4 separate regions of the Homo sapiens genome follow, and all the other regions are linked to region 1. Evidence: chromatin loops called from intact Hi-C (ENCODE). Cell type or tissue: natural killer cell. All regions are shown on one strand. Links, peaks and the distances in the headings refer to the core of each region. The heading gives the core; the rest is flanking DNA.

Region 1 (7,939 bases), core at 1,584-6,583:
AATCTCTTACTGAGCCTAATTTATAAACTAAAGTTTATCATAGGTAGTATAGGAAAAAACACATAATAAAATAGTATATAACAGGTACTATCCATGGTTTCAGGCATCCACTGGGGGTCTTGGGACATCCACCACAGATAAATGGGAACTGCTGTAGTCCTCATGCTACACATTCGATTCTACATAACTGCAACTTTTTGCCCTTTGACCAGAATCTCCCAATTTCTCTTACAGCCCTGCCACTGGTAGCCAAAGTTCTATTCTTTGCCTCCATGTATTTGACTTTTTTAGATTCCACATGTAAGATCATGTAGTATTTTCCTTTCTATGTCTGCCTTGCTGTGATTAATGATGACTTTCAACAAGTTGCTTACTTTCTCTGGGCCTAAATTTCTTTGTCTGTAAAGTAAGATATTGGACCTAACCTGTCTGGGGCAATTGAGCCATTAAAGAATCTGATGAGGGCTGGGCACTGTGGCTTACGCCTGTAATCCCAGCACTTTGGGAGTTGGAGGTGGGTGGATTGCTTGAGCTCAGGAGTTGAAGAGCAGCCTGGACAACATGGCGAACCCCATCTCTACTAAAAATACAAAAATTAGCTGGGCATGGTGGCATGCCTGTAGTCCCAGCTACTCAGTGGGGAGGCAGGAGGATCGCTTGAGCCCAGGAGGCAAAGGTTGCAGTGAGCCAAGATTGAGCCACTGCACTCTAGCCTGGGTGACAGAGTGAGACCCTGTCTCAAAAAAAAAAAAAAGAAAAGAAAAGAAAAAAGGGCCGGGCGCGGTGGCTCATGCCTGTAATCCCAGCACTTTGGGAAGCCAAAGCGGGCGGATCACCCGAGGTCAGGAGTTCGATACCAGTCTGGCCAATGTGGTGAAACCCTGTCTCTACTAAAAATGCAAAAATTAGCTGGGCGTGGTGGCGGGTGGCTGTAATCCCAGCTACTCGGGAGGCTGAGGTAGGATAATTTCTGGAACCCAGGAGACGGAGGTTGCAGTGAGCCGAGATCATGCCACTGCACTCCAGCCTGGGCGACAGAGCAAGACTCTGTCTCAAAAAAAAAAAAAAAAAAAAAAAGCCAGTGCTGTGGCTCACACCTGTAATCCCAGCACTTTGGAAAGCCGAGGCAGGAGGATCACTTGAGGTCACGAGTTTGAGACCAGCCTGGCCAACATGGTGAAACCCCGTCTCTACTCAAAGTACAAAAATTTAGCCAGGCGTGGTGGCACATGCCTGTAGTCCCAGCTACTTGGGAGGCCGAGGCAGGCGAATGGCTTGATCCTGGGAGGTGGAGGTTGCGGTGAGCAGAGGTCACGCCATTGCACTCCAGCCTGGGCCACAGAGCGACACTCTGTCTCAAGAAAAAAAAAAAAAAAGCCTGATGAGGATGTGAGGGTGATCTGGCTGCAACATCTGTCACCCTATTGATCACCAGGGTTGGTTCTGTTACCGACCATAGTTTCTTGCGTTCTCCATGCAATAGAAATTGACATGAGGCCGAAAGACTTTTCCCAGACAAGACTTCATTGGAGCTTTTGCCTGGACATAAGGGAGGCAGCACAAGAGAGAATTCCCTGACTGACTCTGTGCAAAGAGCCGGTAGGGCTTTTTAATTAGGCAAAGCATGAGAATTGACATCAGGGGTGGGGTATGCAGGCTGGGCTGGGCAAAGCATGTGAGGGGTAGGGTATGCAGGTTAGCACTATTTGGTTGTAATGGTTACCTTGAGTAATGGGCTACCTGGTGGTCTAGCTGGGGCAACAAGTCTGTAAATCAGTTGTTCAGCATTCCTTCCTGAGGTGGAATACTCCACAACCTTGGTTTGATACTTGGATTTCCTAAGGCCAGTTCCTGGAATTTGTTAAGTAAAAGACATGGTTGAACATGGTGTCAGTGAGATGGTGGTGTGGGGTTTGTGATCAGTGGGAATTCATGAAAGAAAGTTCAGTGCTGGTGAGCTGCAGCCAAGCCCCACTCCCAGTCTGTCTCAATTTGGCTGATCTAGCTGGCTAGGCCTGTGTCCCCTTCTCTCTTTACCGTTCCATGTGCGTCCCTCCTAAAGCTGCGCACTTGGTTTAACCACCCAACGGGTTCTTCTTGCCCGCTGCCCAGATACAGCAAGTTTATCAAGACACAGGAATTGCAATAGACAAAGAGTTTGATACAAGTAGAGCCAGCTAAACAGGAGACAGGGGTTTTATTATTACTCAAATCAGCCTCCCTGAAAATTTGGAGGCTAGGGTTTTTTAAAGGTAGTTTGGCGGGCAGGGGGCTCGGGAAGCGGGAATGCTGATTGGTTGGGTCGGGGATGAAATCATAAGGAGTTGAAGCTATCCTCTTGCACTGAGTTGGTTCCTGGGTGGGGGCCAGAAGACCAGATGAGCCAGTTTACTGGTCTGGGTGGTGCCAGCTGATCCATCAGAAGGCAGGGTCTGAAAAATACCTCAAACACCCATGTTAGGTTTTACAATAATAATATTATCTACAGGAGCAATTGGGGAGGTTCATGATCTCGAGGCCTTTGGCTGCATGACTCCTGAGCCGTCATTTCTAATCTTGTGGCCAATGTGTTAGTTTTACAAAGGCTTTCTGGTCCCCAGGCAAGGAGTGGGTTGGTCTCAGGGAGGGGCTGTTATCATCTTTGTTTCAAAGTTAAACTATAAACTAAATCCTCCCAAAGTTAGTGCTCCCTATGCCCAGGAATGAACAAGGGCAGCTGGGAGGTTAGAAGCAAGATGGAGTCAATTAGGTCAGATTTCTTTCACTGTCATAATTTTCTCACTGCTATAATTTTTGCAAAGGTAGTTTCAGAAGAGGACAACCTTCCCCAATAGAGGAGGACTGTTCTTTGGTCAAGGGTATACGAGTAGCTGCGCTCCCCTGCTAGAACCTCCAAACAAGCTCTCAAGGTCCATTTGTAGGAGAATGTAGGGTAGTCAAACTTCCAAGACTCCAGACACATCCAAATGAGGTGTTGCATGCGGCAGTGTGCCTTTCTTAAAAAAAAAAAAATAATAATCTCATGAAAGCTGTGAACACTTCCACCAATCTGTAGAGACCTACACAGACAGACACATGTAATTTTGCATGTAAGGAGTTCATAGACCCTGCAGGCTCACTGATGGGCCTCTTGATCCACAGGGCTTGTTCCTATCAGCTTTCACGCCTCTGGCACCCCTTTTCCTAGCATAATCCTCTAAAGCCAGGCCCATATCCCCTCCAGCCTAGTGTAGCCCCTCTCCTCCCCTCCCTTCCTGGCACAGTCTTTTTTTTTTTTTTTCCCCATCATTCACTCTTTTCCAAAGCTAAGCTGGCTGCTAGCCAAGGCTCACATTGTGATGTTAGGAAACCAAATGCAGGCAGAGAAAATGAAACCTTACTCCATCTGGATTCCAAAGCTTTTATCTGACATGGAGTTCCCCTCCTGACTTCAGACTGTGGGCAGCAGCTCTGGCTGTTCCAGTGCTCTTAAAAACATGCCCAAAGCAGGGACATTCCCCCCATCCTCTAGAAATCTGGGATCCCAAGAGAAGCCTGAGGCAAAGTCATTTCCTCCTGATGAAACTTAATTTTCCCCATCTGCAAATTGGAGGTTACTTCCTGGTTGTTTCTCTCCTTCTTTGCCCCTGTTCACAAGTCTAAATATTCCCCACCTGAGACTGGAAGCTATCTCACTCTTTGTTTCTGAAGGACCCTGCATGGGGTAGGTGCTTCATTGGTGCTGGTTGGAGGATCTGCCAGAGGCAATAGGGTGCAAGCCAAGACCTTGTAGCAGGCTCAGGGGACTTCCCAGGAGGAGGCAGAATTTGAACCCAAGACTCTACAACATCCTGGCCTCGATTTTTGGTCCAGCTCTGGTTGGTTCTTTCTGTGTTATTCTGTTCTGCTCCTCAATTCCTCTCCCCTCCCCTCCCCCTCCTCTCCCCACCCCTTCCCCCACCCCCTCCCCCTCCCCTCTTCTGTCACCTTGCACTGTGCACTTTAATGCACATTGCACTATGTCAAGGTACTAACTTTGACAACTGCTCTCATAATTCCAACCACATTCAGGCTGAGGGTTGCAGCTTGGCTCCCCCTCACTCTTCTCACCTTCACCACACAGGACATTGGCTGTGCACAGCCACTTGTTTATTGCAGCTGGAGACCACATGCGGTGTGTTTGTTGATCAGAGCAGCGCTCACCTGCCTCTGGTTACTGGAGGAGCCTGTCACAAGATATCTTGGGGGTGGGGTGACCACGGGAACAAGGCCCGTGGAGAAGCATCAGTTCTTCCAAAATGGCTGGGTGCCAGATGACTTCAGACTGTCCTTCTCCTGATACCTTGGGGTCTGTTTTTGTTGTTGTTGTTGTTTTCCTCTGCATGTTGGTGGCTGGTGGCTTCCCCTCTATTGGTGTATACCCCCTCATGAAGTACTCTTCAAGAACTCTTATTGCTGGAGCACTGCTGTCCCCTGCACACCCCACCCCTGCCCTTGGCCCCACTGCCTCCAGGCCCCAGGAGAAAGCCTGGTAAAGCAGGACAAACTTGGGGTTGAAATCAGATAGCGCATACTTTCTGTATGTCGTTTTTTGTTTGATTTTTCTTTAGAGATGTTGCCCAGGTGGGAATGCAGTAGCTGATCATTGCTTACTGTAACCTCAAACTCTTGTGCTCAAGCAATCCTCCCGCCTTGGCCTGCTGTGTAGCTGGGACTACAGGTGCATGCCACCATGCCTAGCTATTTTTTTAAAAAAATGTTTTCTATTGAATGTGGCTTTTGTGGCAGAATTTTTTTTTTTTCCCTAAAGAGGGGATCTCACTATGTTGCCTAGGCTGGTCTCAAACTCCTAGCTTCACGTGATCCTCTCACTTTGGCCTCCCAAAGTGCTGGGATTACAGGTGTGAGCCACCACATCCAACCCTTTCTGTATGACTTTTTTTTTTTTTTTTTAGATGGAGTCTCACTCTGTTGCCCAGGCTGGAGTGCAGTGGCACGATCTTGGCTTACTGCAACTTCCGCCTCCCAGATTCAAGTGATTTCTGGCTAATTTTTGTATTTTTAGTCGAGACAGCATTTCGCCTTGTTGGCCAGGCTGGTCTTGAACTCCTGACCTCAAGTGATCTGCCCGCCTTGGCCTCCCAAAGTGCTAGGATTACAGGCGTGAGCCACCATGCCTGGCACTTTTCCATATGTCTTTGAACAAATTATTAACTCTTTTTCACCTTGGTTTGCTTTCTGGAAATGGGGCTGAGAATACCTAACTCCTAGGATACGTCAAAGGATTAAATGAGGCAATCAGTAAATTGCCCAACACCATTTCTGGCACAAAGTAGATACTTGGAAAACAATTCCTTCCCTTTCTTTCCCCAAATGTCAAGGTGCCAGCATTTCTTCCCTCAATGGCTTCCCCTCCCAGTAGAGATGTTCATCTCACCGAGAGTTAGAAGGCATGGCGGTGGGGGAGGGGAAGTTGGGGATTTTCTGTGAGCTGTCAGGCACCGTGCTAGACACTACACATTATTTCACTTATTAGGAAGAAACACACAGAAAATGGTGATGACTCAGACCTGCCCTGAGCTCTCCTGCCCTCAATGCAGTGGGCTACAGACACTCAGCCCCATGCTCTGTCCTTCACTGGATTTCTGTCTCTCAGAGCCTGGCCACGGAGGGGGATGTGATCCTTCTCCCTTCTGGCTGTCCTTGCAGGCTAGCCCACATACCCCTTTTCAAAGAGTTTCACAGAGAGGCTTAGGAAGGAAGCCTTAGAAAGGAAGTGACAAAGTTTCAGAATCTTACAGGATTCTGTAGTTGTAGTCTGGATCTGCTCTTTTTTAGCTTGTCCTGGGAAGCCCCTTGGCTTCTTGCCTATTACTTCCATTCTCAGGGACGGGGGTCCCAGTCCCCTGCTTCCCCACTATGCTGCTTGCCCTGCTTTCTAGTGTTCAGGTTAGAATATTAGGGCCCTTAGAACCTTCCTAGGCATTCATTGCATTTTTGAGGCTCTCCAGCTTGCATGAAAAAGTCCCCTTGGGGAATTTCCTCAAATTAGGGTTTGGAAATTCTGCACCGTAGTCATTCCTTCTAGTGTCAGCTTTGGGTGGTGAAAAGAGCAAGGAATGGGAATTAAGAGACCTAAGCTCTAGTCCCATTGTAGCTCCAAACCCACTTGTTACATTTTGGCAAACCACTTGCCCTTTGTAGGCCTAAGTTTCCTCATCTGTGAAATGAGGGTCTGACAATGTTATTTATTTCCCTCTTAGTTAAAAGATACAAAAGTAAAGGATTTCTAGTATACTAGAGTGAGATTTGGGGGTAAGTTTCCTGTTTGCTCCTAAAATCAGTTCACATTACTTCTCCTATGGGTAAGGCTGAGGGAGTAACATACCTTCTTTCCCTCGTATCCATCAAAGGCCTAGGACTCACTTTACCATTTAGCTCATGAACTTCTGTGAGCAGCACTGTCCTCCTCCGCTTACCCACTCATTCCTACCTTTTCACACATCCCTTCACTCCATCCTGTCCAGCACGCGTCTATTCATTCATCTATTCCTTCATATCTGCATCTTGTGTCTGTTAAAATTCTTTGTATTCATGGCCAGGCACAGTGGCTCATGCCTGTTATCCCAGGACTTTTGGAGGCTGAGGTGAGAGGATCGCTTCAGAAGTTCAAAACCAGCCTGGGCAACATAGGGAGACCCTGTCTCTACAAAAAATTTAAAAATTAACTGGGTATGGTGGCACACACCTGTGGTCCCAGCTACTTGGGAGGCTGAGGTAGAAGGATCACTTGGACCTGGGAGATTGAAGCTGCAGTGAGCCATGATCACACCACTGCACCCCAGCCTGGATGACAGAGTGAGACCCTGTCTCAGGAAAAACAAAAAAACAAAAAAACAAAAAAACACACACACACATTATTTGTTCATAAGTGGAGAAAACTTTTGTGGACTGGGAGTGTGGAAAAAACAGTCAACATGCATTTTTCCTGTTCTCTTACACCATAATAATACAGAAGACTTCTGTGACAAAATATGTAGGGGTTTCTTCCCACACACCAAGTAAGCAATTAGTTCTGCAGTGGACACAGCCGGGTGTCCACCAGTTAATTCAACTGTGACACCATCTACCTGGAAATAGCCTCAGAAACCACAGGTTGAGGAATCAGTTCCACAGAACTGCTCCCTCCTTCCCACCAGTCACGAGTCTGGGCTTCCAGAATGTCTGACCAGCTGGCTTCAAGTTGGGGTTACCATGACCCACCCTCTTCGGGGTTGATTAATTTGCTGGAGGAGCTCACGGAACTCATGGAAGCACTTACTTACATTTAAAAAGGATGCAAATAAATAGCCAGATGGAAAGATAACACAAGGCAAGATCTGGAGGAGCTTCCGTTCCTGTGGAGTTGGGGTGCACCACTCGCCCAGCGCGTGGATGAGTTCTCCTTCACTGTCCTGTCAGCCTCCATGCGTTCAGCTATCCGGAAGCTCTCTGAACCTTGTCTTCTTGGGCCTTTTATACACTCGTTGGATAAGCATGACTAAAGCATGGACAACCATGTCAAAATGTGATTGGGCAAAAAGGGTATGATTTAATACTAACAGACCGAGGGTGGAATCCATCAGGGCCTGTCTGCTCAGATTCTTTTCGGCCTTTCTGTGCAGCATTCCTTCCCTCCAGGGTATGGGGCAGGGCCCTCTCTGGAATGAGGGTCTTATGACCCACAATTAGATTAGAACCCTGCCTTGGGCAGGTGAAAGGAGGGCAGGAGAGGTCAGAGAGAGAGAAATTCTGCTTCCTGAGGCCTGTTTCTAAGGCCTAAAGTGTCCCAACATTATAACAGATGACTGTAAAAGGGCTATGGGAGTTATAGGCCAGGAACTGTGGATGAAAACTTATATACATATAATTATAGATATATATACACACACACACAATTATATCACACTAACTTAATCAG
Region 2 (5,000 bases), core at 1-5,000, 180 kb after region 1:
ATCCTTCTTCACACCAAACATAAAAATCAACTCCAGATGGATTGTAATTTAAATATTAATGCTAAAACAATAAAGCTTCTACAAGTTAACATAGGAGGATATCTTTATTGCCTTAGGATAGGGGAAGATTTCTCATTAGATCACGAAAGGCCTAACTGTATATAAAAGATTGAAGCATGTGACTCTCTTAAAAGGAAAAACAATTGTGAAAATCCATTAAAGCATTCTGCTCTATCAAAGGAGGCTGTGACCACTCATTTCTGAGAAATATCTGTCATGTGAAAACATAATCACATGATTATGCATAATCCTAAGCATAATCCCTGGGTGCTTCCAACTCCTGGTCACCCATCTGGAGATACAACTTCTCCATAAGCCCCTCAATCAACAAGTGAACCACTCGTTTGTGTACCCTAAACCTTTCAAGTAACCATAGGCAACCCTGGGCTGAGAACTCACATGACACCACCATAGTTAAAATGTCTTGCATCAGCACCTCCAATGTTCCCATGGTCCAGTCTGCCTATAAAAAGGAGAGACAACAGCTCATACCCCAGAAGGAGGCCAGGAGTTGTGAGTTTCCAAGCCCCAGCTCACTCTGACCACTTCTCTGCCTGCCCAGCATCATGAAGGGCCTTGCAGCTGCCCTCCTTGTCCTCGTCTGCACCATGGCCCTCTGCTCCTGTGCACAAGGTGAGTCTGTCATCCATGTGCTTTGATGGCTCCCTGGGCAGAAGTCAGGCGACATCTTCCAAGTGCTGTGGCCTGAAAACCCTCGTGTGAAATTAGGGATCCTCAAATGGGGTTTCAAAGTGACATCATTGTTTTCTTCAAGAAGGTTGAAAAGCAGTCTATTGATCTGGGCAGCAGGATGGGAGTCAGAGAAGTTTTATCCTACTGAGATAAATGAGATGGTTGAAGTCTAATTCATTGGGTTATTAGCGTGAGGTAGAATCTAGGTCTATTTAGTTCTCACTGGTGCTGGTAAGTTTTACAATGACCTCAGCAGTCTCCTAGAGTTCAACCCCTTGGGTAACATAAAAGATGTCTATACTTTTCTCAGCTATCTTGTGATTTAATCTATTAGAAAAAAAATTCCCCAAGGAGAGTTAGGAGAAGGGCATAGACTATTCAGGGAGCTTGATTCCCTGTAGCGTAAAATAAAGACTAAAATGGAGAGACAAGACTAGGGAAATTAAGGAGAAACAAACAAAAAGCCAGATTATTTCCAGCTTTCTTTTCCTGCAGGCCTCAACTCTGAGCTATGCTGTCTCCCTTTGCTCCTTTGTGACCCGCCTGGGCTTCTTCTCCTGAGCAACTCCTGTTGTCTTTGTTCCCTCAGATAAGATTCACACCCCATGCATCTGCTGCTTCTCCTACACCTCCCAGTAGATGCACTGCAAATTTTCGGTTGCCTATTATAAAACCAGTGGTGAGCGGTCTTAAAATTAAAATCCTATGATATATTTTAATTACTTTATACAGTCAATATTCATTTAGTTTTCATCACATATTTGCTCTTCCTGTCCTCTTAAATTCTTCTGCATCTCTGAGCTCCATCTGCAATCACTTTTCTTCTGCCTAAAGGAATCCTCTTAGTATTTTCATTACTGTGGGTCTTCTGATAGTGAAGTCTCCATTTTTTGCTTGCTTGGAAATGTCTTCATTTTACCTTCATTTTACCTTCACACTGGATATGAAAGTCCATAGTAGCTCCCACCTCCTACTTGTGCTTACGTGCTCCTTGTCCCTTGTCCCATGGGTTGTCTCCTCCATATGCCCTATTTGCAGACAGAAGGACTGATGCTGACATTACGCCAGGGTAAGAGCACCAGCTGCTGGAGTCAGCAAATTTGCAGTGGATATGGAGAAACATAAGAGAGGCAGGAGACAATGGGGTGCCTTAACCGTGAGGGAACCAGCATCCAGAACCTGAGAAAAACCAAGTAAATTTCTTCCACTCTTGAAAAGGGACCAGCAAGAAGTTGATGAAGACCTCACTGCTCAGGACTGTGAAGTAGGGCACAAAAGGAACTAAGGAAGTCAGGCATTCATCCTTGACTTTGAGTGTTTCTTTTAAATCTCTGCCTCTGTCTTACTCTCACTCCCTTGCTCCCTCTTCAGGGAGTATAGCTCTTGGAATGGCTGGCCTTTGTTCCATCTCTTTTGGGTAGGAACTTCATTCAGTCTACAGAGACTTTTCCCAGCAAGAGACCATCGTCTCTAAATCGCTGTAGGAGTAGAGCTTCTCAGGAGAACTGAAGGAACTCTGCCACTTCCTCACCCTAGGAACCAACTAGACCCAGAGTTTGCATCTTGTGAATGACTGAGTTAGGCCCCAGTTTTCCCAACTAACAATGGGTCCTAGCCCTCTCCTGCCTTTCAGATCTAGGTTAGATATCTAAGTCCTCAGAAAATAGCCCAGAACATTTTGAAACCTTTTGTGAAGTTCTTTGATTTTACTTAGAGAATCTTAATCCACAAGAATTAAGTGATATGGCTTAAATGTCTGTCCAGAGCATAGGGAAACAACTCTAAAATGAAGAAAGGACAAGGGTCAAGAGAGTCTCACGGGACAGATGAGACTTGTGAGCTGAGGGCCATGGAGAGGAGATGGAGGGCACCAAAGAAGACCTGTTCAGTGTTGGGCAGGCAGAGGAGTGTAGGCAATGCCAAAACAGGACTGGGCACTCACTGCCACCTACATCGTTCTGGGGTCCAAGCCATGTCCTCAACCCTTTACAGGCAACTCTAAACCATGAGGAGCTGGAGACTGGGGATGACCAGAGGGGAAGATGTTAAGTGCATGGTGTCTTGCTCTGAGTTGTACATGTTGGGGTACCTTGGGTCCCCCAGGGGTTCAGGATGTACAAGAGCAACTCAACTGCTCACTTGTTGGGGCTGAATGTGCAGAAATGTTTTTGACAGTGAGAGAGGGTGAGATGTTAGTGTTGAAGTCATACGTACAAGGAGAGATCTTCAGATTAACACTTCCACCACAGAGCAGCTCTCTAATGCTGTGCTGCAGCTCCTCTGACCACATGGTGTGATGTAAATGGTCATGCCACAGCGTTCTGGGCAGCACAAGTCACATTTAAACCACACCCTGGGTGAAAAGGACCATTACATCGTGTTAATCGGAGTGCTTCTAAGAAATGCTTAACTCATGAGGAGGACGTCAAGAATTGGTGTTACCAAGAAGCCAAGCTTAGCTGGTACCTTCTATCAAGAACAGATCTATTTGTGAATGGCACCATGGTCATTTCCTCCTATGGAACAGATATTTCTAGTGTTGTGTTTCCATTGCACAGAAGTGACATGTAAGATGATACCCCAGAATCTTAAGTAGTTCGAGTTGTGTTTGATCCAGACCCAAATGGACAGAATGGAATAGGGAAAGTCTGGACTATGGGAATGACAAGAATGATGGGGCCAGGCTTTTAACTGCTGTTTGATTCATTGAACATTCATAGCTCCCTACAATATGCCATCATTGGGTTTGACTCTGGGTAATAGACATGAATATGCATGACATATGGGGTGTCTATATAGATCAGGAGCCTTAGATGCCCTTATTTTTTCACCCAGGAAGCCCACAGCTAGGAAAATATCCTACAGAAATAACCTCACTTATGGAGAAAGTTTTTTGCATACAGATGTTTGGCACAACTTATAACAATGAAAAATTGGCCAGGTGCAGTGGCTTACACCTGTAATCCTAGCACTTTGGGAGGCCGAGGCAAGCAGATCACCTGAGGTCAGGAGTTCGAGACCAGCCTGGCCAACATGGTGAAACCTCATCTTCACTAAAAATACAAAAATTAGCTGGGCATAGTGGTGCACGCCTGTAGTTCCAGCTACTCAGGAGGCTGAGGTAGGAGAATCGCTTGAACCTGGGAAGTGGGGGTTGCATTGACCTGGGATCACACCACTGTACTCCATCCTGGGCAACAGAGTGAGACTCCATCTAAAAAAAAAGGAAAAATTGAAACCAACCCACATATGTTACAGTAGTGCATGACAATATTAATGCACTAGGCTTAAGTAAATTAGGCAGTTCTTAAAAATACTGGAATGATTTGGAAAAGTCTTTTAATATTAAGCACAGTCATATGCTGCATAACAATGCTTTGGTCAATGACAAACTGCATATATTATACAGTGGTGGTCCCATAAGATTATAATTCTGTATTTGTACTATACCTTTTCTATGTTTAGATATGTTTAGATATGCAAATACTTAACATTGCATTGCAGTTGCCTACAGTATTCAGTACAGTGGCATGCTGTACAACTTTGTAGCCTAGGAGCTACAGGCTGTACCATACAGTGAAGGTGTACGGTAGACTACACCATCTAGGTTTGTGTAAGTCTATGATATTCCCACAATAACAAAACAGACTAATGACAAGTTCCTCAGATGTATTTTTGTCATTAAGTGATGCATGGCTGTATAAATAAAAAAATACAAAATTAAAACCTGTATCATGACAACAGTAATGTCTTCCCCCACCAGACACAGTAAGAAGAAGGAAAAAAGCAAATGAGCAAACAGTACTATCATAAGCCTAGAAAAAAACTGCACTGGAAAGAAATATACCAAACTGTTTTTTAAAAAAAAAAAGTGGCTAGGTTTGGGTACTAGAATTTTTCCTACCTTCAATGAAATTTTTTTTTCAGGTTTTGCATCAGAATGCACATATGCCACAATAGGGAATGTAGAAAAAAACTCTCACATTCCTGCCTCCGTTTGCCTGCTGCCTACCCAGCTTTGAGATTCTAAATGAGTTTTTATTCTTTTCTGTATTTTATGTGTTTTCAAAATTAGCTTTACTGCTTTTTGGTGTAATCTATAGTTCACATAACAAATCATATAAAAAGCTATTTGAACTAAAAACACTAGTAACATTGCTCTTCCTGTACTCCTATGAGACTCCCTCGTATGCTTGTGGATGAGACATTATGAGGATGTGATGACTGAGAAAGCAGCGGCCATTTTG
Region 3 (6,380 bases), core at 1-5,000, 320 kb after region 1:
AAACTGCTTCCCACAATGGCTGAACTAATTTACATTCCCACCAGCAGTGTATAAGTGTTCCTTTTCTCCACAGCCTCACCAACATCTGTTATTTTTTGACTTTTTAAAAATAGCCATCCTGACTGGTTTGAGATGGTATCTCATTGTGGTTTTAATTTGCATTTCTCTAATGATTAGTGGTGCTGAGCATTTTTTGTATGTTTCTTGGCCGCGTGTACGTCTTCTTTTGAAATGTGTCTGTTTATGTTCAATGCCCACGTTTTAACGGAGTTGTTTGTTTTTTGCTTGTACATGTGTTTAAATTCCCTATAGATTCTGGATATTAGACCTTTGTGAGATACATAGTTTGTAAATATTTTCTCCCATTCTGTAGGTTATCTCTTTACTCTGCTGATAATTTCTTTTGCTGTGCAGAAGCTCTTTAGTTTAATTAGATCCCATTTGTCAGTTTTTGGTTTTGTTGTGATTTGTTTTTGGCATCTTCATCATGAAATATCTGCCAGATCCTATGCCCAGAATCATATTGTCTAGGTTATCTTACAGGTATCATATTTTTATAGTTTTATATTTTAGGTTTTACATTTAAGTCTTCAACCCATTGTGAGTTGATTTTTACAGATGGTGTAAGGAAGGGGTCCAGTTTCAATCTTTTGCATACAGCTAGCCAGTTATCCCAGTACCATTTATTGACTGGGAAGTCCTTTCCCTGTTGCTTGTTTTTGTTAACTTTGTCAAAGTTCGGATGGCTGCAGGTATGCAGCATTATTTCTGAGCTCTCTATTTTGTTCTATTGGTCTATGAGTCTGTTTTTGTACCAAAGCCATGCTGTTTTGGTTACTGCAGCCCTGTGGTATAGTTTGAAGTCATGGCTCCCTTTTTTTACTCTTCTTTTTTCTTTCTCAGAGAAGAGCAGGTAACAATGTGGGGTTAAAGGTGAGCAGGTGGGTTAGAGTAGTGGAGCTAAAGGCAGATAGAGGTCTTGATCCAATTATCCTCATTCCCTTCATTTGTCCAACCTTGCACACTCCTGTATGCAGGGCCTTTGTAAGCTTCACCTTCTGTACAGGTGCCCAGCAACTGTCAAACCAGCCAGGGCTTAACATGAGCATGGGCATTCCCTATGGACTGGCTGGGACACACCCACATCCTTAGATTACACATTTTGCCTGTAACATAGATAAACTCATTACTAGGTATATAATTCTGTTTTGTTTTGTTTTGGTTTGTTTTGCTTTGTTTTGTTTTGCTTTGCTTTGTTTTTGGGACAGGGTCTCATTCTGTCAAACAAGCTGGAGTGCAGTGGCACAATCACCACTCACTGCAGCCTGGACTTTCCTGGGCTCAGGTGATCTTCCCACCTGAGCCTACTGAGCAGCTGGGACTACAGGTGTGTATCACCACTCCCAGTCAAGTTTTTTTTTTGTATGTGTGTTTTTTATAGAGACAGTGTTTCACCATGTTCCCCAGGCTGGTCTCAAACTTCTGGGCTCAAGCAATCTGCCTGCCTTGACCTCCCAAAGTGCTGGGATTTCAGGTGTGAGGCCCTGTACCCAGCTCAATTCTGTTTTTATACTAGAAGAACATTCTCTATCTGGGTCTTCCAGACTTGATTCTTACTGGTTAATTTGTCCTGGTCTTTTGCTGGTCCAAGAAAATATCTTGAAATCTTTATTTCTTCTCCGTTCCCTCCTTGTCCTAGGACAGACTAGCCCTATCCCTTCCCTGAATTAAGTCTGAGTATAATCGGTCTTTGAGTGTGGAATAGCTCCTAGCAGTCTATCAGTCAATGGTTTCTCTTTGTGGTCACACTCTATGTTTATTCTGGAGACTACAGCATGGAAAGAAAATGGACTTTGGAGTCAGATGAATCTTGATTCGAATCTTGATTCAAATCTTGGCAGTGCCATTCATCAGCTCTGTGGCATTGAGCGCCATCAGTGGACCACTCTCTGATCCCCAATTGCCTTATCTGTAAAATGAGATTAGACACCCCTGCTCAAGATTATGGTAGGATTATATATAATATGTGTAACACAGCTTTCCCAGTGCCTGGTACAAGGTAAGTGTCCAATAAGAACTTACAAATGTTCCTGAGCCACCCTACTGGGTCCCTCCGCACATCCAATGCTGGACTCTTCATGCCCAAGGAAACATATAGGGCACAAAAGTCAGTGGCACTGAGCTCAGCAGAAGAAGGCACAGGAAGGGGATGGGGGAGTCCTGGTTCCCGCTTTGTTCTTGGGGCCAGGACTGTGGCCAGCCTGGAAAGACTGGCATGAACCCTCCAGCATCTGGGGGTGCCAACCACCAAGAGCAGCACAGTTCTTGTCTACAAGCCACTTGTAGCAGGTGTGAACATTTCATCTTTTCCTCTGGGGTTTGCAACTCTCTCCCCAGTCTCGGTCACTGCTTTTGGCTGTACCACTTCCCTTTTCTTCTCGCCTGCACCTCCCTCATCTTTCCTCTATGATGACATCGCCCTGGGGAAGAGAAGCTGAGAGGAACTCCTCACTCAGCTAGCTTCAGGAGCCATGACATCATCTCTACCATGGAAATTCCACTCACTCTCCTGTGCCCCCACATTTGTCCTAGGCCTCAGAGTCCCTATAAAGAGAGATTCCCAACTCAGTATCAGCACAGGACACAGCTAGGTTCTGAAGCTTCTGAGTTCTGCAGCCTCACCTCTGAGAAAACCTCTTTGCCACCAATACCATGAAGCTCTGCGTGACTGTCCTGTCTCTCCTCGTGCTAGTAGCTGCCTTCTGCTCTCTAGCACTCTCAGCACCAAGTAAGTCTACTTTTGCAGCTGCTATTTCGAGTCAAGGTGTAGGCAGAGTCCTTTTTTCTAGTCATGGCTGGCAAACAGTGGGATCTGGGGATGGGACAAAAGGCAGCTAGGAAGATTGCCATGTAGTCTGCTGCTAAATGTAGAGTCTAGTAGATATTCAGTAACATTCAAGTTCCTATTTTCTTAAGAATTAGCAACCAGCAGAGGAAAACGATGGGCTGGAAGTCAGACTGTTGAATTGGCTCTGCCTTTAATTATTTGTTCAAGCAAGCCCCTGTCCCTCTCTGTGCCTTGGTTTCCCCATCTGTCATATGAAGGGAGTGCGATGTGTTCTGAGACTGAATCCAGTTCCAATCTTCTAGATTTCTTTCTCGTTCTTCTCTGAAGATCCACTATTCAGAATAAGACTCCTGCTCATGTTAGGTGGGAATGGATACAAGGGACCATATTTGGGGTTCTGGTAGCTCCACAGGGATGCTCAATGAAGATGCAAAATTAGAAGTCAAAATAAACAGCTCCCATGGGCAGTGTTGATCTCACCCTGGCCTTTCCTTTCAGTGGGCTCAGACCCTCCCACCGCCTGCTGCTTTTCTTACACCGCGAGGAAGCTTCCTCGCAACTTTGTGGTAGATTACTATGAGACCAGCAGCCTCTGCTCCCAGCCAGCTGTGGTGTGAGTATCAACCCCTGGCTGCCCTGGGAGGCAAGGGTGAGGGCTGGATTTTTAAAGGGGGCCTGTTTTGGGGAGGGGGTGATGAGCGTTGGGGAGGCAGCTCTCAGGGCTGAAGCCTTCCCTGACAGCAGTGAGGTCACAGGTCATGAACTCACTTTTCAAGTGCTGAAGGCGGCTGAGTGGCAGCCGAGACAGAAGGGGGTTCCTGGGGAGGAAGTTATTCAGAGGACAGGGAAGCAGGGGAAGGCAGACAGGTCCCGTGAGATATGGACCAATTCCTTAAACCATGCTAGAAAAACATGTGGAAAAGTCACTACCAGGCTGGCAGGGAATGGGGCAATCTATTCATACTGATTGCAATGCCCACTGGTTCCTAATCTGGGCAACCCCTGGGGCCCACAGCTAAATCCAGTGAGTGGAAGTTACAGGGAGTCTGCTTCCAGTGCTGCTCCGGGAAGGATCCCATCCACCAGAGCTGCCCCACATGGACCATGGTCAGGCAGAGGAAGATGCCTACCACAGGCAAGGGATAAAGCCAGATGACCTCAAAGGTCCCATGGGATTCTAATCTGTCTGCTCCTTGTTCTACGGATTCCAAACCAAAAGAGGCAAGCAAGTCTGCGCTGACCCCAGTGAGTCCTGGGTCCAGGAGTACGTGTATGACCTGGAACTGAACTGAGCTGCTCAGAGACAGGAAGTCTTCAGGGAAGGTCACCTGAGCCTGGATGCTTCTCCATGAGCCGCATCTCCTCCATACTCAGGACTCCTCTCCGCAGTTCCTGTCTCTTCTCTTAATGTAATCTCTTTTATGTGCTGTATTATTGTATTAGGTGTTATTTCCATTATTTATATTAGTTTAGCCAAAGGATAAGTGTCCCCTATGGGGATGGTCCACTCTCACTCTTTCTCTGCTGTTGCAAATACATGGATAACACCGTTAATTCCATGTGTTTTCATAATAAAACTTTAAAATAAAATGCAAACAGTTTCTTTGTGATTTTAATTTGATTTGGGGGTAAAAGGAATTGCCTGGTACCATTGGGCGGTGGGGCAAGCTACAGTTTCCAAAAGCAGTAAGAATGCGCAATTGCTGAGTCCTTAATATGAGCTCTGGGCTGAACACTCTTAATACATGATCTCACTGCGTACTTTCAACAAGGGTTTTAACACCCTTATGAAGTAGGGACTGTTGCCCCCAGTTTCACAGTTAAGGAAAGAGAGGCACAGAGAGGTGAAGTGACTTGCTGAGGCTAGTAGGTCTGCTTGGGGAGTGTCATGAAAAAATGCCTTTAAAAAGGAGGTTATCATTTCAACATCTTGTGGGGGGAGTTGTAAAGAGGGGAAGCAGCACAGCAAAGGCGGAAGAAGAGTGAGAAAAGTGACTTCATCATATTATTATCAGCATAACATTGGGAAAGTCATCTTGCTTTATTAGACCTCAGTGTTCACAAGTGTGAAATGTAGATAATATTAACCCCTTCGAAGGGCTGTTACGAGGTGATGTGTAAAGCACCCATCATGGGACTGGGCACCTGGAAGATTCTCTCCTTCCCCCTCTGAGCCTCAGCCTTTTCACTTAAAATGGACCTAACAATTGTCAGGATCATCATGAGGATTAGATTAGTTAGTTGACAGATCAGCACTCTAAAGCCCAAGTTACTGTGAAGTGTTGTCATGATGACAGAAGGATGGAGGTCTGGTTTTGTTTGGAAGTGTTGCAGGAGTAACCTAAAGCCACTTCTACTTAATTATCCTTCAATCAGTACTCCCATTCCATGGGTCAGAGACTACATGGCTCTGAAATTGAATTACATGCACAATAAAGCCTGATCCACAGGACATAGACTCATGGTCTACTAAAGCTAAAAGGAAACTTTAGACCATCTGGTCCAACCCTCTCATTTTATGGAAACTGAGGGAGAAGGCCTGGGAAGTAACTTGCCACGTGCCACTCAACGAGTACATAGCAGAGCAGGAGCCTGGCCAGTGCCAGCTCCCAAGCTCAGGCCCTTTCCTGCACACATTCCCTAGTGACACACCTCTGTGGTCCTCAAAAGGGAGACCGGTTGAGTAAGGACAAGGCAGAGACTACCTTGAAAATCATTTGAGTGTTGTTAGTCCTGTGCAAAAGCAGAACTGGGGCCCTGTACTTCTCTGGGGTCAACAGACACAATTCCTTTCTTTGTCCTGCCCTTAGTCACCTCTGTCATTCCAGAGCCCCAGTGGAAACTTACTTCAGATTCTGCGGGCACTGAGAGAAGGAGGTTAGGGGGCAGAGCTGATCCAAAACAGGTGTGGGAAGAGGCTAGCAGCAAAGAATGTGCCTGGCCATAGTTTCTGCTTTCATTTGCCTAGATCCGAGCTATCTAATATGTTAGCCACTGGCCAAAGCGGCTATTTACATTTTCATTACATTTAATTAAAATGAAATAAAATTTAAAATTTAGTTCCTGAGTCACACTAGTCACATTTCAAGTGCTCAGTAGACCTTGGTAACATGGCTAGTTACCAGGTTAGACAGCATGCATTATGGACTTTCTGTCCATCATTGCAGAAAGTTCTGTTGGAGAGCAGTCTCCTAGAATGTTCTCAGAGCCTAAAGAGAGTGAAGGGAGGAGCAGTTGGGATGGTCTGTAAGATTAGGGTGCAGATTTGGAGAAAGATACACAATTCTATTCTGAGGGGACGGGATGGGAGAGAGAATGGATGACCCCAAGCCAGAGACAAGGTATAGATCACTATGGTAGCTGAATAATGGCCCCCAAGACATCCACATCCTATTCCCCAGAACCTGTGAATGTCAATTTGTATGGCAAAAGGGACTTTGGAGATATGATCAAGTTATGGATCTTGAGATGGAGTGATTACCTTGAATTATCTGGTCAGGCCCTAAATGTAGTTGTGAGTGTCCTTACCAGA
Region 4 (7,470 bases), core at 2,471-7,470, 200 kb after region 1:
TCAAAGCCTCTTTGAGTTTGGTTTGCTTGTTTGCTTTCTGCCTGGAAACTGCCAGCATCCTGAGAGATACGAGATCTGCATCTGTGCAGAGACACAGGGTTTGTTAAAAGTCACAGGCCCTGACTGAAGTGTGGAACTGGCTGAAATGAGAAAGTAGGAGGTAATTTGGTGAGGACCTTGTGAAATGGAAGTGAGTTTTAAACCTTACATGCATCAGAATTACCTGGAGCCTTGTGAAAACACAGGTTGCTGGGCCCTAGTCTATTAAGAAAGGAAGTGGGGCTCAGAATATGCCTTTCTCCCAAGTTCCCAGGTGATATTCACCATGCTGTCCTGTCTGGGCACTACCTTTTGCCATACCCATTACAAGGTATTGCACGTGCTGGTTGAACTATGGTCTGTCTTATTTTGGTGCTAAAAGCCTGTGCCAAATACCAAGGCTGCAGCATTAAGGAATTTGTTAGAAAAGATTCTGAATATTGGAATTTAGTTGCTGTGTATTATATCAGTAAGGTCCTTTAAGAAAGAGTTTAGGCTACTTTGAAATGGGCTCATCTGAAATTGAAAAAGAAGAAATGCGACTTGCTAAAAAGGCCCTTCCAGCCTGTTGACTGAGAATCCAGTAATCTGAAGACTGAAAGGGCTGTAAATGCAGGATTTTCTACTCTAAGATAAAGTTAGCATGAGCAGAGACAGGAAGATGAGAGACATAATGAGGCCAAGCGTCAAATATTCATCACCTCCACATGGGCCAAGATGCAGGCAGAGGTCTCTCACCAGGGGCTGGGAGGTCGGGGTGACAATGGTAGTGCAGTCTGTGCTAGAAAGTGCACATCCCCAGCTGGGCGCAGTGGCTCACGCCTGTAAGCTCAGCACTTTGGGAGGCCAATGCTGGCGGATCATGAGGTCAGGAGTTAGAGGCCAGCCTGGCCAACATGGTGAAACCCTATCTCTACTAAAAATATAAAAACTTAGCTGGGTGTGGTGGCGGGCACCTGTAATTCAGCTACTTGGGAGGCTGAGGCAGGAGAATCGCTTGAACCCGGAAGGCGGAGGTTACAGTGAGCCGCGATCACGCCACTGCACTCTAGCCTGGGTGATAGTGGGAGACTCCATCTCAAAAAAAAAAAAAAAAAAAGAAAAAAGAAAATGCACATCCCCAACCCCAGTTAAAATGCAAATGCAAACTATGTAACTGACAACCTGTCTGCTTCTGGCTACCTGGCCCATGGAATTGATCAGAAGCAAATAGTAGCCTACAGACATTAGAAGGGAGTCACATTGCCAAAGAAACCATAAGACTGGTTCCAAAAAGTTGCTGATTGCACAATACCTAAGGCAACCTCAGGCTAACTCACACAGACAGGAAGTCAGCAGCCTCCAGAAAGCAGATCCTCCACATTGCACATCTCAGATTGTCCATAGAGGACATTCTCCCAGGGAGGAGAGCTAGGGACTGCCAGATCAGCTGAACTGCTTAAAAATGCAGTACCCATTCTCCAGTTCCCTATCAGGGGTCTTTGTTCAACTTACTGTTTGTTCATAACACTTGTATTTAGGGAATGTTGGGCATGATTAAACTTCGTTTAGCTTTGGGTTTCTAGACCTTGAGAAACAATTCAGTGCAGGCAAATATTGTATGCCCCTATATTTTTTCCTGAAAGCCAATAAAGAAGGAATGATGACACCTTCACTGCGTCTATGGGGACAAAAGCTGCTTGTGTGTGTGTGTGTGTGTGTGTGTGTGTGTGTGTGCGTGTGTGTGTGTGAGAGAGAGAGAGAGAGAGAGAAACAGCCTTGTCAAAAAGACGTGTTTGTTGCTGTACCCTCATTATATGAAAGCCATCATGGCATCAAAACAGTATAAGCCAGGTTGAGCTCTATCCTCTCTGCATCAACTCAGAATCCCTACCAGAAAGTGGTTGTGATGGATGGAATATCACCCATCAAAGAATAGGGTAAGATGAGACCAGAGAGGTAAGCTATGCAAGCTAATCAGAAAATAACTCAAAGTTTTAAAAGTGCAGAATATAAAAAGGAAAAACCCTCATTCCTAAAAAAAAAAAAAAGCCTCATTTCCTCAAAGAAATCAGTTAGCTATTTGATGTGTATCTTTCCAAATATTTGCCTATGTAAATATATATGTATATATGGCATTTAAAAATAAAACAAAATAATATACTTTACAGATAGTTCCATAGCATATGTAGAGAATATATATGCATATACTGAATGTAATTAGGTCTGCCTTTTACATATAATATTATGGACACTTTCCACAGTTATAGATGTGTGCTACTTTTTTTTTACTGACTTCAGAATATTCCACTGATGGACATCTTAATCCTCTACTGATTAATCCCCTACTGATGACTGTTTGCATTTCTTTGCTGTTTGCCAACCACACTGCAAAGAATATCCTCATGTCTACATATCTTATCTTTTGGCAGTGTTTCTATGAAGCAGATTCCTAGAAATGGGATCAGGTCAAATGGGATGTAGTTCACATAGTATATGCATTTTAATATTTGCTAAGTAGTAGTGTTTATGCTTTAAAGAGTTGGAACACTACAATTCTAAACATGTTTGGACACAAAAAATAGATTATTTGAAACAAAATGAAATAAGCATAGCTCGTAAAAATTAACACGTTTGGTTTTCACACAAATATTTTGAATTTCTCTTTCTTCTGCAAAAAGGACCCTAGCTTAGTATGGATTTCTTGTACAGATAATGCAAACAATCCATCTATTAAATAACTTACCTTTCACAGTAAACCTATAGACAGCATCCTGCTCCACACAGAAGCTGATTGTCTTTTCCTTCTCTAACATTAGCTATTTATTTTGTAGAGTGTAGATTCTAGAGAAATAATGTATAATACACCTGTTGCCATATGCAGAGACTTACCACATTTAGAAAACAGTGGTGAATTCTATTGACAGTGGCTCTCAGTCATTAACATGCTATGGAACACCTCATGAGCTTGATAAAAATATCAGTTCCCAGGTCTACACTTAAAGATCCTATTTAAGTGGCTTCAACAATCACTGCTCAAACACTCTATGTCAACTCAGAATCCTGACAGGAAGTGGTTGCAATGGATAAAGTATCATCTGTTAAAGAATGGGGTAAGATTTGAGTATAGGCGGGTCATACTTTGGGAAATAACTTGGTCAATGGTTAACAGCATAGTCTGTAGTTCAATAAAAGTCCAGTTTTGGAACACAATTGACCGTTTACGTGCTGTGTAACCTCAGCCAAGTTGTCTAACCTTTCTGAGCCCTGGGTTACTTTTCTGTCAAGTGGAGGTATTAATAGTACCTAAGCTGTACTATTGCATTGGTAAGATTAAATGAGCAATGTATAAAAAGCGCTCAGTAGGAGGAGTAAGCCTCAACAATGTAAATAATTGCTATTAAGAGCTTGATTCATCATGAATATGCCCTACAGAATACTATGCTTAATGGTGGCCATTCGAGTAGTGAATTCTCCTAGAGCATGCATGTTATGATTTGAGTTATAACATATTCGTAGTTTCAATGTTCCAGAACTGTGTCTCCGTTGTAAAGTGGATAACTCTGTGGTAGCCCTCCCCATCTCTCCCAATTTCCCTCCATTTCACCTCTTCCTAATCTTTGCCTATGATTCCTCTTAACCAGTGATTTTGATTTGCCAGAAAAACAAAACCAAACTCAATACTGGTTTACCTTTTAAAAGAGCATCTTTATTATTTCCCCAGGCCGATCACAGCCCTGAACAAAAGCATCCGATACACATTTGTCAGTCTGGTGGCTTTGGTGCCATGACTGCCTACACAGGCTGATGACAGCCACTCGGTTGTCACCAGACGCGGTGTGAGGGAAGGGGGAGGGGACAGGGGAACTCTCAGAGCAAACAATCACAAACACACTGTGAAATCGAAAATAAATTACAAAAACTAAATAGTATAAATAAATTAAAATTTAAGTTAAGAAGAGTCCCACAGTGTGGCTGTTTGGCAACAACCAGTCCATAGAAGAGGTAGCTGTGGAGGTCACACGCATGTTCCCAAGGCTCAGGCTCCTGCTCCTCCCCACTGGGCCCACCGAGGTCGCTGGGCCTCGAAGCTTCTGGACCCCTCAGGCACTCAGCTCCAGGTCGCTGACATATTTCTGGACCCACTCCTCACTGGGGTCAGCACAGACCTGCCGGCTTCGCTTGGTTAGGAAGCTGTGGAGAAGGGAGGAAGAGTTAAGCACTGGGGAATCCAGCAGGGGAATCCTGGGCCCACCATGGCCCCACCATTCTGCTCTCTGTCCTGGGCAGCTCAGGGCTTGCTCCTCTTTCAGGGGCCCCCTGCCTATCTCTGTCTAGAGAGCTTCTCTCAGTGACTCAGTAGGGGTGGCCCTCAGAGTGTCCCGCTGCCTCCTTCTTCCTGTCCCTTTCCTCTGGGCTGGGGCAGCCCTTCCTGACTCTGTAACACATGCCTCACTCCAGCTCCAAGTCAGGTCACACCTCGGAGCCCTGCGTCCTGTATCCCCGATAGGCTCCTGAAGGCTGGGCCTTTCCAGGATAGCCTTCTGGCCTGTCTCTGCCCCAACCCTGACCCTCCCTACCTCCATAGAGGTGAGCAGGAAGACTGGCACTTACATGACACCGGGCTTGGAGCACTGGCTGCTCGTCTCAAAGTAGTCAGCTATGAAATTCTGTGGAATCTGCCGGGAGGTGTAGCTGAAGCAGCAGGCGGTCGGCGTGTCAGCAGCAACTGTGGAGAAAGGAAGAGAATGAGCCCGAGTCACAGCTCAGAAGAAAAGGCCAGGCAGCTTCTGATCCCCGAGCAGTTGAGGAAGGCAGGCTTGCTCAGACCAAGTGACTGGAAGGCATTTGGGCATTTTTGCTGAGAAATGTCTCTTTGTTTCTGTCTGTATCCTTCTTTCTCCTTGACTCTTCATAGTGGGTTCTCTGTTTCTCTGTGTGATCCAGATACCTGAACGGACTGTTCTCTTATCTCAGTTCTCTTCAGGGAATTTTGTCTGGTTCAAGAAGTCATACCCCAACCCAAGAGAAGCCTTGGACATCTCTCATAAGACATCCAAGGGACAGAGCTCCTGGGAGACCTAGAGTGAGCTGGAGAGTGAACAACATACCCCACTGGGAAGTAAGCAGCCCTGGATTCTGCCTCTTGCTAACTGATTCGTTTCGAACCCTGTTTTTCTATCTGTAAAAGGGACTGTAACTCCCCTGCCCCTGCCTAGATTCTCATACCTGGAGACTAGGGGGCTAAGACCCCTTCTAGAGATAAAAATAAAAGTCTTAAAGAGAAAGACCAAGATGTTTGGCAGCCCTTTAAGAAGTTCTCTTTTCTCTTGGGGGCTTTTAGGCCACAAGAAAAGATTGATGTGGTCTAACCATGGCCAGAGAGTGGTGATACCCACAACGAAACTCAGACTCACGTGATGCAGAGAACTGGTTGCAGAGAGCCATGGTGCAGAGGAGGACAGCAAGGGCAGCAGTGGAGACCTGCATGATTCTGAGCAGGTGACGGAATGTGGGCTCGAGTGTCAGCAGAGCCAAGAAAGGACTGACCACTGTCTGCTGCCCGTGTCCTTCTGAAGTCTGAAACCAGCTCTCCTCTTTATAGGCAGCCCTGGCGGATGGGGAAATGGAATCTGGGGGTGAGGAGGGAAATTTTTAAGCGTAGTGATGCTGTCATGCTAAGTTGCACAACTCAGGGTCCCTGGTGACCACAGGGGCTCAGGATATCCAAGAATAGCATCTTTGAGCTATTCTCTAACTCTCAGCTCTCAACTCATGACTTGTTATAGTTTCATAGGGAAATGGTTTCTCCTGTGAGTGTGAAGAGGGGTATATGTCAACCCAAGGCTATTCTTAGTCAGTCCCTTCTCATAAGAACTGGTCTGTGCATGAACTCTCCAGCCCCATTCCTTCCCACAGAGCTGCAATTCTGCTTCCTCAGCTGCTATAACCACAGGGATAGGGTTGATGGGCTGATGCTGTGGAGGGCTGCACAACCCTTCCTCCTCCCAGAGGCAAAGAACTGAATGAAAGCTGGAGGAATAGAAAGCATGAGGTCATGTTTCAGTCATTTGTCTATTTATTAGTCATGTAGTGACTAGGGCGCTGTGTTAAACGCTAGTTGTGGATCATAAAAATACTTTAGAGGTGGGTGTCAATATGTCAGGTGCCTAGAAATATCTGTAGCCATTAACCTAGAAAAAGCATTTCTAGGAAAGAGTTCTGTGGAAACAACCCAAATATGGAGCCATCTTCAAACATAAAGATACCTGACCCAGCATCGTTTATAACTCTAAAATAAACAAAGCTAAATTTTTCTCCATCAGGGAATGATAAATTATCCACTAGATCATTTATTATTAAGTCTCTAAAATGAATGAAGTGGCATAAATATGCTTATAACATCAGTGGTTAAAAAAAGCAAGATACGACATTATACAAATTCTACAAAGTCTGAAGAATTGTACAAATATATATATATATTTGTACTATATATACATGTATTTGTACATATACACATATATATTTGTACAAATATATATATATTCCTTGCCAACCCTAAGCATGGAAAAAAATACAAAGGCTTGGAAATACATGCCTTAAAGAATGAATAGTTCTTATATTTGTGTGATAGGTCCCTGGGTGATTTATTTTCTTATTTTTTTCTTTTTCTGAATTTTTCTCATTTTACTTAGTTAGACTTTATTACCTTCTTGGTCAGCCCACAAATTTATAAACTAATTTTTAAAAAAACATTTCCAACATCACTGGTTGAAAAATAGGTTGTTGTCAGTTGTTTAATCTGAAAGAAATTATTGATAAATATGCTGAAGTTTCTGTTCAATGGTTTTGGCCAAAATGAAGTCTTGATTTCCCATTTCTTTGAACCATTTTAAGGATCCTATACTATACTTACATAAATCATGCCAAATTGAAGCAGTTTTTTACTTATTCTTTTCAATACATAATTTCAGTGGTGTGGAAGGGTCTCTACCTTCTCAGCCAGATTATATGCTTTTTTTTCTTTTCCATACTTTGTTATTTTATTCTTTCACAATCAATCAGCATACCTCATTTTATAATGAGAAATAGATTTAGTTGGTTTTAATGATCTTTGTTTCTGAGATGCCCCTGATCTCGTGGGGGCAGGTAGAGTGTATGAACAGGTAATTGTAGCATTTAGCCGAAAGTGCTAGGACTCCTAGTAGAAAAAGAAATGAAAGCTCAGAATCCCACGAGGGGAAGAAGTGACCTTCCACCAGAGGGTTGGGGAAGGCTTCATGGAAGGGATGGAACTTTAGTTGTGTCTGGATAACTGCCCGGGATTTAGGCATCTATAGATGAGTGCCCAGCTGAGGCAGAGTCCTGAGTGTGACATTGTGGGTTCAGAGGAAAGAGGGGGTGCTTCAGTGGAGCTGCAGAGCAGTGGGGGTGAATATGGATGATAAAGCT

The links. Hi-C counts contacts between places; a loop is a spot of excess contacts. Peaks named below come from ENCODE experiments on the same cell type or tissue, not always from the same donor. Only the 100,000 strongest peaks of a DNase experiment are listed, where the experiment ranks them.
Region 2: a loop joins it to region 1, with 5 times the contacts of the local background. A loop is called at or near these places in 2 of 110 quality-filtered maps.
Region 3: a loop joins it to region 1, with 4 times the contacts of the local background. A loop is called at or near these places in 1 of 110 quality-filtered maps.
Region 4: a loop joins it to region 1, with 5 times the contacts of the local background. A loop is called at or near these places in 1 of 110 quality-filtered maps.

The regions. Positions count from the first base shown.
Region 1 is chr17:35,886,805-35,894,743 of GRCh38, forward strand. No RefSeq gene overlaps it. Among named protein-coding and RNA genes, the nearest start is that of CCL5, 10 kb to the left of the region's middle. RefSeq lists a silencer at 5,207-5,407. In natural killer cell, for the core only: no CTCF peak of the experiment used is centred there; DNase peaks (open chromatin) are centred at 2,567, 3,387, 4,157, 5,467 and 2 weaker places; H3K27ac peaks cover 4,857 bases.
Region 2 is chr17:36,063,717-36,068,716 of GRCh38, forward strand. It overlaps CCL18 (C-C motif chemokine ligand 18), which reads left to right and starts at 556. Exons shown (of 3, transcript NM_002988.4): 1 at 556-693. The coding sequence starts at 627. In natural killer cell, for the core only: no CTCF peak of the experiment used is centred there; a DNase peak (open chromatin) is centred at 3,045; H3K27ac peaks cover 4,507 bases.
Region 3 is chr17:36,208,430-36,214,809 of GRCh38, forward strand. CCL4L2 (C-C motif chemokine ligand 4 like 2) reads left to right here and starts at 2,634. Exons shown (of 3, transcript NM_001291468.2): 1 at 2,634-2,788; 2 at 3,347-3,461; 3 at 4,068-4,444. The coding sequence starts at 2,713. The coding sequence ends at 4,140. In natural killer cell, for the core only: no CTCF peak of the experiment used is centred there; DNase peaks (open chromatin) are centred at 2,622, 3,642 and 4,702; H3K27ac peaks cover 685 bases; H3K27me3 peaks cover 197 bases.
Region 4 is chr17:36,084,551-36,092,020 of GRCh38, forward strand. CCL3 (C-C motif chemokine ligand 3) reads right to left here and starts at 5,593. Exons shown (of 3, transcript NM_002983.3): 1 at 5,436-5,593; 2 at 4,633-4,747; 3 at 3,706-4,212. The coding sequence starts at 5,508. The coding sequence ends at 4,122. It overlaps CCL3-AS1 (CCL3 antisense RNA 1), which reads left to right. Exons shown (of 3, transcript NR_186417.1): 3 at 4,996-5,312. In natural killer cell, for the core only: no CTCF peak of the experiment used is centred there; DNase peaks (open chromatin) are centred at 3,851, 5,571 and 5,641; H3K4me3 peaks cover 2,066 bases; H3K27ac peaks cover 3,097 bases.